Regions from separate parts of the Mus musculus genome. Here region 1 is linked to region 2. The links are chromatin contacts, found by Hi-C or POLR2A ChIA-PET in ENCODE. All regions are on one chromosome and are shown on one strand. Each heading gives the region's core, a stretch centred on a gene start or an enhancer-like site at or near the end of the contact. The rest is flanking DNA. Distances are from core to core; before and after follow the strand shown. Region 1 holds the start of Wnt10b (wingless-type MMTV integration site family, member 10B). Region 2 holds the start of Ccnt1 (cyclin T1).

Region 1 (5,730 bases), core at 2,909-5,408, 210 kb after region 2:
ACCTAACAGCCACAGCCCTCAGACTGGGAGGATTCCAAATCTAAAGCTAGCCTGTACTACACAGCAAGGCTGTCTCACAGCAAGGCTGTCTCGGAACCGGAAGGAGACCCAGGCCGAGGTAAGCACACACACCTGGCGTCCCACCCTGTTGTTGTGGATCCGCATTCTCGCCTGGATGTCCCGGGGAGCCTCCCTGGAATCCAAGAAATCCCGAGAGAACTTCTCTCCGAAGTCCATGTCGTGGTTACAGCCACCCCATTCCCACGTGTCCTGGGGGCCGGGGCTGGGGACTGAGCCAGGAACAGGGCTGGGCTGGGAGATGGGGAAAGTCTTGCCCCGAGACAGTGCCTGAAGCTGCAGCAGCTTGGCTCTAAGCCGGTCTTGCTCACCACTACCCTTCCATCCGCAGCCGCAGCTCACCAGCTTGCCCAGGCTGCAGGCTGTGGCAACAGCATGCATGACCCCAGCAGCCAGCATGGAGAAGGAGAAAGCACTCTCACGGAAACCTGGGGAGAAAATGGATTGGGGTAAGGTTGACAGGGAGCTGAGGGGAGAAGGCAGATGGCAGGCTGAGAAAGAGACACCAGCCACCCTCTAATAGCAAAAAAAAAAAAAAAAAAAAAAAAAATCCAATTGGATCTTCTATGTAGCCCAAGCTGGCCTTGAACTCTTGACAATTCTCCTGCCTCAGCTTCCTAAGCGCATAGGTGTGAACTACCACTAGTAGCAGCAGCCAATGTCAGAAATTTCTGAGTCCTGACTCTGTCATTTATCAGCTGAGTGATTTGGGACAGCATCCTGAGACAAGAAATAACACCAGGCCTCAGACCCATGGGTCAAGATACCACTAAAGCCAAATCTCTGTAAATCTGTCATTTTGGGGTGTGACAGTGGTTCTCAACTTTCTTAAAGCTATAACCCTATAATACAAGTTCCCTCAGGTTGTGATGACCCCAACCATAAAATTATTTCATTGCTGCTTCATATCTGCAATTTTGCTGTGAACCATAATGTAAATATTTGATATGCAGGATATCTGACTTTTGACCACCCCAAGATCAACCCTCAGGCACTGAATATCCTCTCAGCCCTCCAGAGAGGTTAAGAACCACGGGCCTAGAGAGACCTCTGGATTTGAGATAATTCAGAAAGAGTCCTGAGGACTTCTGAAGGTGTGTTCCAGGAGTTCTGCATCTCTCTGCAGGGAGCTTGGGGGGCACCTTTGGCTTTGGGGTTCTTCCCCCACCTTATTAAATGAGTCTTTAAACCACACTACCACCTACCACTGCAGTAACAACCCCTAGCATGCTGGAGCTGCCCACCCCCTTCCCAGGTTCTAGTTTTATATTTGCCCTTTATGTTTATTCTAACCTGCTATTACCTTATAAAATACTGGGAGGAGGAGAAAGTCAGGAGTGATTTTCCCCAAGGCCCTTTTAAAAGGTTGGCTTCTCTGTTATGTTTGGGGGGGGGGCGGTCATTGAGGACGGGGCTTGGGATGACAAATCTTTCCCAGGCTTAGAGAGACATCCTCACCATCAAAACCTTCCACTATATCAGGCCCTGCAGAGAAGGAGGGGGGTCCCTCGTTTCATTTTAAGCAAGGGCACTTGCAAGCAAGAGTTCTGAGAAGATGAAAGACAGTTGGTTTGGAGGCCAGGCCCCTCTTACCCGGGAATCTAGGGCTCCAGGGCCAGCCCCAAGATCCCCCAACCATCCAAGGGTGAAGCTGTTTGCACACGTCTTGGGAATTCCCCTCCAGATGGCAGCTGCCTATTAACCCCATAGTCCCCAAAGCACTACTCTATCCCTGGACTGAGCCCACCCCCACCCCCTTCCGTGGATCATTAGTCCTCTGGGAGTAAACTTCAGTTGAGTATAGGGAGAGGCAATGGAGCCTCCCGGACCATTCCTTCTAGACCAGGCCAGCAGTGACCTGTTTTGTGGCCCTCCAGCCATTCCTCACCTGTTCAGGTGAGGGACACCTGGGGCCCCCACAGCACAGAGGAGGGGGCTACTCCCCAGCTTCAAAGCCATCAGGGTCTTTGTTCCCAGCTTTGGCTCCTGGGAACCCCAGCAATTAGGGGAGCAGGTTTAACCCTTAAACGGTTGGGGGCGTCACCCCACCCCCGCTGAGACTCTGGGGACACCAGCCTGGACTTGTCTGGGTGGAGAGGGAGGGGAGAGAAAAATAGGGGGTTGAGGGGGGGTGTGTTTGAAGCTTCTTGGGTTGGGGGGCATCTCTTGTTCACAGGTGCATCCCAGATCCGAATTAGGTGGAGGCAGAAAAGGGAGGCCCTGGGGTAGGGAAGCAGGGACCCAGCTGCCTCGCCAGCGACGCAGGTGGAAGGCAGGCAGGCAGGCAGAGGCCCAGCCGGTGACCAGATCTAGCTGAGCGCAGCTCCTGGGGAAATTCCCGGAGAGGCCCCTCCCGAAGCCGTGAGCCGGTCCCTTCCCGCCTCCGCGCGCCTCGGCCTGCCCCCCGCGCCTGGGCAGCAGCACACACAGCCGCCCCGTCAGGCTCACCGCGCTTGAGGATGGCGCTGTGGTGCGGCAGCCGGCCGCCGCCCTCCAGTGCCGAGCAGTTCCAGCGCTGGTCGCGCAGCTGGTGCTGACACTCGTGAACGGCGATGTGCAGCCCCTGGAGCGCCGACGCCGTCACGTCGGGGCTGCGCAGGCACAGCCCCAGCTGTCGCTTACTCAGTCCGGACAGGGTCAAGCACACGGTGTTGGCCGTCAGCGGCGGCTCACCGGGAAGTTTAAGGCCCAGAATCTCATTGCTTAGAGCCCTGGGGACAAGCGACAAGGGTCTGGGGTCTAGTCGCACGCCCCATCCCTATCCTCCCTAACCCAGATCGGTGCTTTCCCTCCCCTGGAACTGGATAAAAAAACGCTCACCGACTGAACAAAGCCAAGAACAGGAGACCCGCGAGGCCTAAGGGCGGAGGCCGAGACCGGGGCTCCTCCAGCATGTCGAAGCCCGGAGGCTCCGGTGGGCGAGTCAGTCAGCGCCTGCGGGGACAGGGACATTTGATGAGGACTAGATTGGCTCCCTGGGACCGAAGGACGCTCTGTTTCAGCTCCTTAAGCCACCAATGAAGCCCCACTAGCTTTTTCTCACCCCTCCCCAAACTGTGCAATACTAGTCACCCCTTGACTTCCAGTGTCTGCGTCCTGGAACCTGTCAAAGAGGAAGGGTCTGAGCAGCCCGAGGCCCTCCGGAGCACCCCTGGAGTCCGAGCCAGCCAGACACGACGCAGGGTCCTGGGACACTCACATACCCATTTGAGACCGGTTCTCTCAGACCCTCTATCCCTCCTCACCAACCGCTCCCTCTCTGTGGGCCCCACAACTGATCTGCCCGCCCTTACAGGGTTAGAGGGAGGGATTAGAAGGGGGTTCCCCACCACCTGGAGGGGTGTTGCCTCCTCGTGCTGGCAATACCAGGCAAGCTAGATTAGAAGGGTCCGAGGTCAGGCTCTTGGAACCACTCTCTGGCCTCGGCTCCCACCAGGGGGAAAGTGGGCTACAAAGGCCCCGAGGGAAACCAGGTGCCCTGCGCCAAGGCCACAGATTCCCCATCTACCCCCGCCCCTTTTCTAACTACACGCTCCCTCTGCAGTGCGACACCATCTAGTCCCCAAGGGTCCGACCCCAATTCTACCCCACCCCCTCATTGCCCTCTGAATCCGAAGGCACTTCTTTATTCTGTAGGTATCTCTATATCTGGCTTTCTCAGCGTTGTCTGTGCTCTTGAGGGGGGACGCTTGTCTGTCTGTCTGTCTGTCTGTCTGTCTGTCTGTCTTGTCTGACCGCCCGCGTGCCTGTCTAGTCTCTGCCCTCCCTGTTCTCTCCCGCCCCATTACCTCCAGCGGTTCAGGTGCAGGATCCACAAGGCTCGCGGTTGAGTCACTCGGGCCCGGCTCTTGGGGCTTAAACCGTGGGGAAACTGTCGGGTTCAGCCCCCTCGGCGGAGCAGCATTCTCCCAGCGCCCAGCCACTCCTCTCTGCCGCTTCCCCGGCGTCGCCGCGGCCGCCCGCCGGGAGGAAGGGAGGGTAAAAGGGAGGGAGTGATCCAGATAGCTAGCGAGCGAACCCGCGACGAAGCACCGGGGGCTTTGGCTCTGCTCGACCTAACTCACGGGTGGTTCTGCTCGAGCTGACGGAACTGCGGCCCCTCCCAGAGCCCGGGGCATCCCCACCCCACCCGCACCCCACCCCCTGACTTGACCAGGAGAACGCAGCCGCTCCCCCCCCAAGCGTGTACACACACACACACACACACACAGGACGCCGGGATCACGATTAGCCCCACTCCAGGGGCAAGTGGTCGGAGTTCCACTCACCTGCTCCGGGGTCTCCCGAGGCTGTAGGGAGAGTGCGGTGACCCCAAGGGACCAGGATCTGGTCCCAATGACAGGGTCTTTCATCGTTTTCCTTTGCCTCCGAGAGTGGGTGATTGAAGCGCTCCTTTGACACGCTGAGGACGGATCTAGACGACCTTAGGGTTACTGACGGTCTCTTGAAGAGCCCACGAGCCTGTGCGCACCAGGGCACTCTGAGCCTGCAAGTGAGGAGCCACTGTGTGGCTTGGCTCCCGCCCACCTCAGAGCCTTACGCCTGCCCCTTGGGAGGGCTCAGGTTTGGCCTCAGAATTTGGCCTTGGTCAAAAGCTCGGGTAGCTCCTAAGACCTCCTGTCAGTCCCTATGCTCCCCTTTTCTGGTAGGCATCCGAGATCTCAGGGGTCTCCTCTCCGGAATTCCTGGATGAATGCTTGAGATAACCCAAATGCATGCTCCACGCTCGCGCGTTTGCTGCACAAGAGATGAGGGAGGCCTGAGAGGATCCCAAAGTGAGCCCAACTTCAGGATAGCGGGGGGGGGGGGGGGGGGGGGAGAACCTGGCCTGGGTGAGCCCAGGCAAAGGCACAAACTACGGAGCTCTGGCGGCAGTGAAGGGGTTAGGCGCCACCGCACTCCCGCCTGACTCACCCTCCTAGCTCTAACCACTGCGGACTATTTTTGCCAGAGAGGGGCCTCAAGGCTTCCCAACCACCACCACCCCCCCCCCCGCCCCTGCCAGACCGCAGCCCCAAGCACAGCATGACTGGCCCTGCGCACCCAAGTCACATAGATCCAGAGCCGACCCCCCAAGGAAACAGAAGCACAGGGCTGGTACCCACAGCCACAACCACCTCTTCATTGGTGGTGGCTAGCAGCAAGGCTGGGCAACCAGCCCCTGGTCTACATTCTTGCAAGTCTTGCCTTGTGTTGAAGAGGCATCCCTGGCTAGGTGTCTAGTACAAAGGAAGTTAGGTATCTGGGGTTACTATTGAGTGCTTCCTTGATGAGGGTGCTGGAGCCCTAAGCTAGACCACAGCGGGAGGTGCTCTTTCTGAGTCCCCCACCTCTGGAGTAGGGAAAAGGCAGCCCAAGAGCTCCTTCCCATTTAGGGGAAGAAGGCCAAACCATGTATAACTTCTGAGATGGGCCAGCACTGTCTCAGTAACTTCTACCCTACTCCAGAACCCAGGATCCTCACCAGTGCCCCATCCTCTCTCCTGCCTGTCAGCCTGGGACTCACCCAGGCCCTGGAAGGGTATTTAGCAGATCCTTCATCAGTATCTCGAGGATATTCACGTTTCTCCCGTGGCTGCAGTTCCATTCACACGTTGGATTTTGTCTTGTTCCTATTTGTCCCTAATGCTATCTTTACCTCCTAGTTCTATC
Region 2 (5,495 bases), core at 1,616-4,115:
TTACATTTGTCTTCTTACTCGGAAAGCTATATTTAAATCATGGTTTCTTTTCTAACTTTAAAATAACGAGCCCTAAATTCTAAAATTAAAATCATAGTTCAATAACAACGACCAATCATAAAGTAGGCAGCTACACTCAAACCCAAAGGGATTTCACCATAGAAAATTATACTTACATATCGATGAAACTGTGTAAAAGACTGAATCATGTAGAATCGGTGCATGTATACTATAGCAGTATTGATCGTCAGTTGTGAGCTGAAGTGCTCGAGTTAAGGTTCAGAAGCAGACAATATAATCTCCCCCCAAAGTAACAAATGGCCAAGCTAAACAGATGATCCCACAGGGGAGTAAAACTTAACTCTTCCAACCCAACAGCAGATTCGTTTCCTTCTCTAATGAAATTAACTGCCAATTGACAACATGTGCTCTACCTAACGGGTACTTAATATGAACTTACTGACTGAATAAACAAAACAAGTAGCAAGTTGTAAATCAGTACAAACAAAGCTGCATACGACCTCAGGCTTCCTGTCCTGTCACTTGCCTTCTGCAAAGACGATCCTTTAGCTCAGGACAACTTCATCACATTTACTTTTGGCCATAGCATGAGTATGGTGGTCAGAGGGCAACTTGCAGGAGTCGGTTATCTTCCCACCCGAGTCCCAGGGATGGAATTCAGGCTACCAGGCTTGACGAGAAGTGCCTTTACCCGCTGGGCCATTCTGTCAGGCCAAGAATAACTTTAAAATTTTAAAGTGTATCAGCATTTGCCTGATTCTATGTATGTGCACCAAGGGCATGTCTGGTGCCCACAGAGGTCAGAAGAGGGCATGAGATTACCCTACAACTGCAGCTATAGACGACTGTGGGCTGCCATATAGGCCCTGCCTAAACAGTAAGTGCTTGTAACTGCTGAGCCATCTCTCTAGCCCCACAAAAAATAACTTTTTAAGGATATTTACCAGGCCTTCCCTTACTAGGCTCTTGGAACTTTTCTCTCTCTCACCTTCTTAAACTTCAATAATTAAGTTTTCCAGTTCTACTTTCTTTTGGGGGGGGGCGTGGGGGAGGTGAGGAGGTGGGTGGGCAGTGTTCAAGGCAGGGTTTTTCTATGAATCCTTGACTGTCCTAAAACGTGCTGTGTAGACCAGGCTGGCATCAGAAGTAGAGATCTGCTCACCTCCCCATCCTGAGCAATGGGATTCAAGGTACGCACCACCACACCCTGCTTAGTTCTGATTCCTTCAGGAAATATTACATGACCTCTGAAGTATAAAACCTTTGAAACCATTTGATAGTCATCCACTGAAAATAAACCCCTGCCTTCCTTTGTACGGGTACCATTCCAACCTCCCCAAAACGTAAGAGTACTTATTCCCACAGACCTCAGCAACAGTCTGCATAGAAGTGACAATATGATGGCGGCAAGCTTAAACACACATTTAAAAGGTGCCGTAAACACAGACAGAAACTCAGAGAGGTTTGATCGTGCACTGACCAAATGCTTGGGAAACTGGATTTCAATAGGAGACAACTGGCAATAAAGAGAACACCTATACAACATACAACCTTCAGACTTAAAAACACTAGAGACCTAAACTCTGCACTTTTTTTTCTTTCTTGGAGACAGGGTCTTACATGGAAATTCTGGCCTGCTTCTACTTCTCCAAAGCTCAGATCAAAGGCACAGGACACCAGGCCTAGCCCTCAGCATCACTCTTAAATAAATGCTACATAAGTGGAAGTAAAATAAAAAAAAGAAAAAGAAAAAAAATATATATATATATGGACAACGGAAAGAACTTTAAAACTATTAGTTTTGCCACAAGACTGTATTTTCATAAGAAAAACTGGGAGGGGGGAAATCACTAAACTACATTACCTCTAAATTTTGAAACCTAATGAATAAACTATCACTAGTGCCCAAAGAAGCAAGGACTTAATATTCTGAAAACTACTTTAAGCATACCAACTTGTATATCCCCTCCCCCCAAACCTAAGTTGACATCTTTTTTTCCTCTTAAATTCCATGAAACAGCTACTAGAACGTTTGAATATCAAGCGTGGTGGCAGACATTGGGACATTTTGTTTTAAACGAGAATCTGACAGGTTAGCCAGCTAGTGAGAGAAACGGGCTTGGAACCAAAACTGGGGCAGCAATTCCAGACCACCTTCATAAGTCCTTTGCGTACAGAATTTCCCGAAACCCTTTTTATACACTTTGGGGAGGCAGAGTCGATAGCGAAACGTCCTAAACGGAGCCTTAGGTCACAGCAGAAAGAAGACTCTCAAAAGCCACTAAAACAGGGCAGAATCCAGAGGACGGGGGCTGGGAAGGAGCAGCGAAAACACAAAGACAGGAGAGGTACGAGTCGGCAGCCCGGCCGGTGGCACCGGTGAGCGAGCGGGAAATTGACTCCGCCTCACTTCCCTCGCGCGAACAGTGGCTCGGCCAGCGAGCGCCATTGTGGGTTCTCCCAACTTAGACGCCCAGCTCCTGCCACCACCCCACCCGCTTCTGTCCCCACCAGCGTCGCCGGCCCGGACGTCGAAGCATGGCCGGACGCACTCCGAGGCCGATGGCCTAGGCCGAAAGGATACACGTTCAGACGTTGTCCCATGTCCTGGAGGAGATTGGCCGCCTGCTGGCGGTAAGAGAGTTCTTTATCGGAGTCCACGCCAAAGCGACGCGACGGGCTGTTCTCCAGCTGCTCGCGAGTAAAATACCACCGCTTGTTGTTGTTCTTCCTCTCTCCCTCCATAGTGCTTCAACCAAGAGGCAGCGGCGGGGGCTGCGAGCACTTCCCAGCGTCACCGGAGCGGCGACACACATCCGCCGTGCCGAGACTACTGCGACGTGACGAACTTCCTCCAAGGGGCGACCACCGAGGTTGTGACACACTTCCGCCCAGAAAGCCGAAGATTCCAGCGCCGACTTCCGGAATGACCCCTCCGACACCCCGTAGACGAATCCACAGCCAGTCCGCGGCTAAGAACGGACCGGCGGCCGGGACGCAGGATCCGGTCGTGTGACCGCCAGGTGGGCGGGACTATCTGACGTCGTTCTTTAAAGGTCTCGTCTTTCCGCGCGAGAACTGCGGTAAGGGGGCCTCACCGGCGGGCCTCTAGTTAACGCTCGCTGCGCTTGGCTGGGTAGTTTCCGAGGACGTGCGTGATGGAGGCCCCTTTGTAACACCGGGCTTACGGAAAAAGTGGCAGGGGAAATAGGCGAGACTCTCAGAAAACCGAGAAAGGACGAGACAGTGAGTGGCCCTGCCCCGTGCAGAAACGCGAAAGCCACTAAAAGGTTCCTGGGTTCTTAGCTCCGGCATGGAGAACTCCGGCGCGTTTGGAAACCGCTCTCCTATTTTGTAGCAGCCTTTCCTCCCGTTTCACTGCGGCCAATCATCTGGAAGGAATAAAATCAACGCCACTGAGCTTCGTTTGAGTGTTTGGGGGGGGGGGGTAAAGGGGCCTTTTTTTAAAGATTTATTTATCTTCATTTATGTATATGAGTACTCTGTAGTGGTCTTTAGACAACAGAATTGGGCATCGGATCCCATTACAGATGGTTGTGAGACACCATGTGGTTGCTGAGAATTGAACTCAGGACCTCTGGAAGAGTAGTCAGTGCCCCTACCCGCTGAGCCATCTCTCCAGCCCCGGGTAAAGGGGTCTTTTTCTCTCTTTCCTTTCTTATTTTTGTCATCCCTGGAGCTCAGAGGGGCGTCGGGTTTTGCCCGAGTGCTGGGATTAAAGGCTTGCACCACCACCCCGCCACGCTCAAGGACACCACCGATCGTTTATCGTTTAGGTCTGGAGGCCTTTTTTCTTTTGCATTCTTTTCTCTTTGTCAGTGAAGGCGATAAGCTTGCAGGCTCAGATTCCAAACATCCAGTCAGGGAGGGCCCAAGGTTATGCAAGCTCCCCTGCGCGTCAGGTCAGTAGTTCTAGGAAACCCACCCCGTAGGGAAAGGTTATCAAGCGAAGGAGATCAGGAGATAATTTGTGTCCTGCATTGGGGAGGATTATCAGAAGAAGGAGATCAAGAGATAATTTGTGCTCTGGCCTCACTCCCAGGTCCACTTTGTGAGGTTGTAAAAAGCAAGCTGGGGCCGATGTCCGCCTCAGCCTCCTGGCTGCACCAGGGTGTCTCTGTCCCCGGGCCTCGGTCGCTGCCTTGAACTCGGTATTGATGTTCACACAATCCCAAACTCTAGATCTTTTGTTTACCAAGAGCCCACTGTATCCACCCACTAGCAAGGGGATTGGCAATCAATCTTGAAGATTTGGGGTCTATTTTTTTCGCCAGAAGTCCTCTGGGAAATGTGTCTGCATAAATGAGGGTCCCCTCGAGGTGGCTTAGCAGGTAGGAGAGGCTGCTGTCAACTCTGGTGTGAATTCAATCCCCGAGAACCCCCCCCCCCCATCATAGATCGAGGAGAACTGACTCTAGCCAGTTATCCCCTGACGACCTCAAGTGCCCCAAGGCTAAATAGTTTAGAAGCCCAAAAGTATCCTAGGATCTGCTCATGGATGAATCAAAACTGCCTCTACCATGTGGAAAGTTACCACCAGCACCATGTGGAAATTTTCTAAGTTCAAGGCCTCTGTTAAGTCGCAGCCCCGCTCCAGCTTTCCAACCTGAGCGGGATATTTACCTGGGATACATAACAAGAGCCAGGACTACATAGAGAGATCCTGTCTCCAAAAAAAATAAATTATATATATAAAAAAAGAAGTTCCCATGTTTTATGTATGTCACTGTCTCTTTTTTCAGTTTTTTCCTCTCATATACACCCCAACTGCAGTTTCTCCTCCCAGTCTTCCCCAGCCTCCCCTCTCCAAGATTCCTTCTTCAGGGAGTTTTTTTAATTTAAAAACTTGAGTGTATATACATGTGCTGTGCATACACAACATAGCTTTCACATGCCTCAGTGTAAGGCTAGACATCAGAGGATAATTCTAGAGCGTCCTTTCTACCACAGGACCATGTTTACCAAAGATTAAACATGGGTCATCAGGCTCAACTCAGACACCTTTACTCAACCGAGCCATCTCACACACCCTCAAAGCCTTTTGAGATAGGATTTTCACTGTAACAGCCCTAGCTGTCCTGCAGGCAGGCAGATCTCTGAGTTTGAGGACCAGCCTGGTCTACTTCATGAGTTCCAAGACACGGTAAAACCCTGTCTCAAAAGGGGAGGGCTTGGGAGGATGCTGATAGATAGGGAATGCCACCTGGCTACCGTACACAGCAGCTCACTACAGCTGTGCTTACCTGCACCAGTCAGGCCAGTGAAGAGTCCAGCAAGGACAGGACAGGGGTGATGGCTGCTGAGGGGAAAGTGACCACTGGCCAGTTGCCCATGACCCCACACCCATGTGCAGCTAGGCAGCACTAACTAGAGTCACTGAATAGGGAAAGGAGGCCATGCAGTTAGGAAGGACAAAATGGAGGGCATCTGGGGGAGATGGAAGAGGTGGGGGT

The links. A loop is a pair of places that touch in the nucleus more often than their neighbours do. ChIA-PET counts read pairs that join two places held with the same protein, here RNA polymerase II (POLR2A).
Region 1: POLR2A ChIA-PET joins it to region 2 with 10 read pairs in embryonic stem cell. The contact joins the promoter of Wnt10b here to the promoter of Ccnt1 in region 2. A Hi-C loop is called at or near these places in 3 of 37 maps with a recorded cell type or tissue (Patski and left cerebral cortex). POLR2A ChIA-PET finds 5 or more read pairs at or near these places in 2 of 5 experiments (Patski and embryonic stem cell).

The regions. Positions count from the first base shown.
Region 1 is chr15:98,773,992-98,779,721 of GRCm38, forward strand. Wnt10b (wingless-type MMTV integration site family, member 10B) reads right to left here and starts at 4,159. Exons shown (of 5, transcript NM_011718.2): 1 at 3,867-4,159; 2 at 2,899-3,012; 3 at 2,527-2,789; 4 at 133-506. The coding sequence starts at 2,972.
Region 2 is chr15:98,564,871-98,570,365 of GRCm38, forward strand. Ccnt1 (cyclin T1) reads right to left here and starts at 2,866. Exons shown (of 9, transcript NM_009833.2): 1 at 2,606-2,866; 2 at 177-258. The coding sequence starts at 2,766. 9330020H09Rik (RIKEN cDNA 9330020H09 gene) reads left to right here and starts at 2,454. Exons shown (of 2, transcript NR_028442.1): 1 at 2,454-2,655; 2 at 2,769-5,495.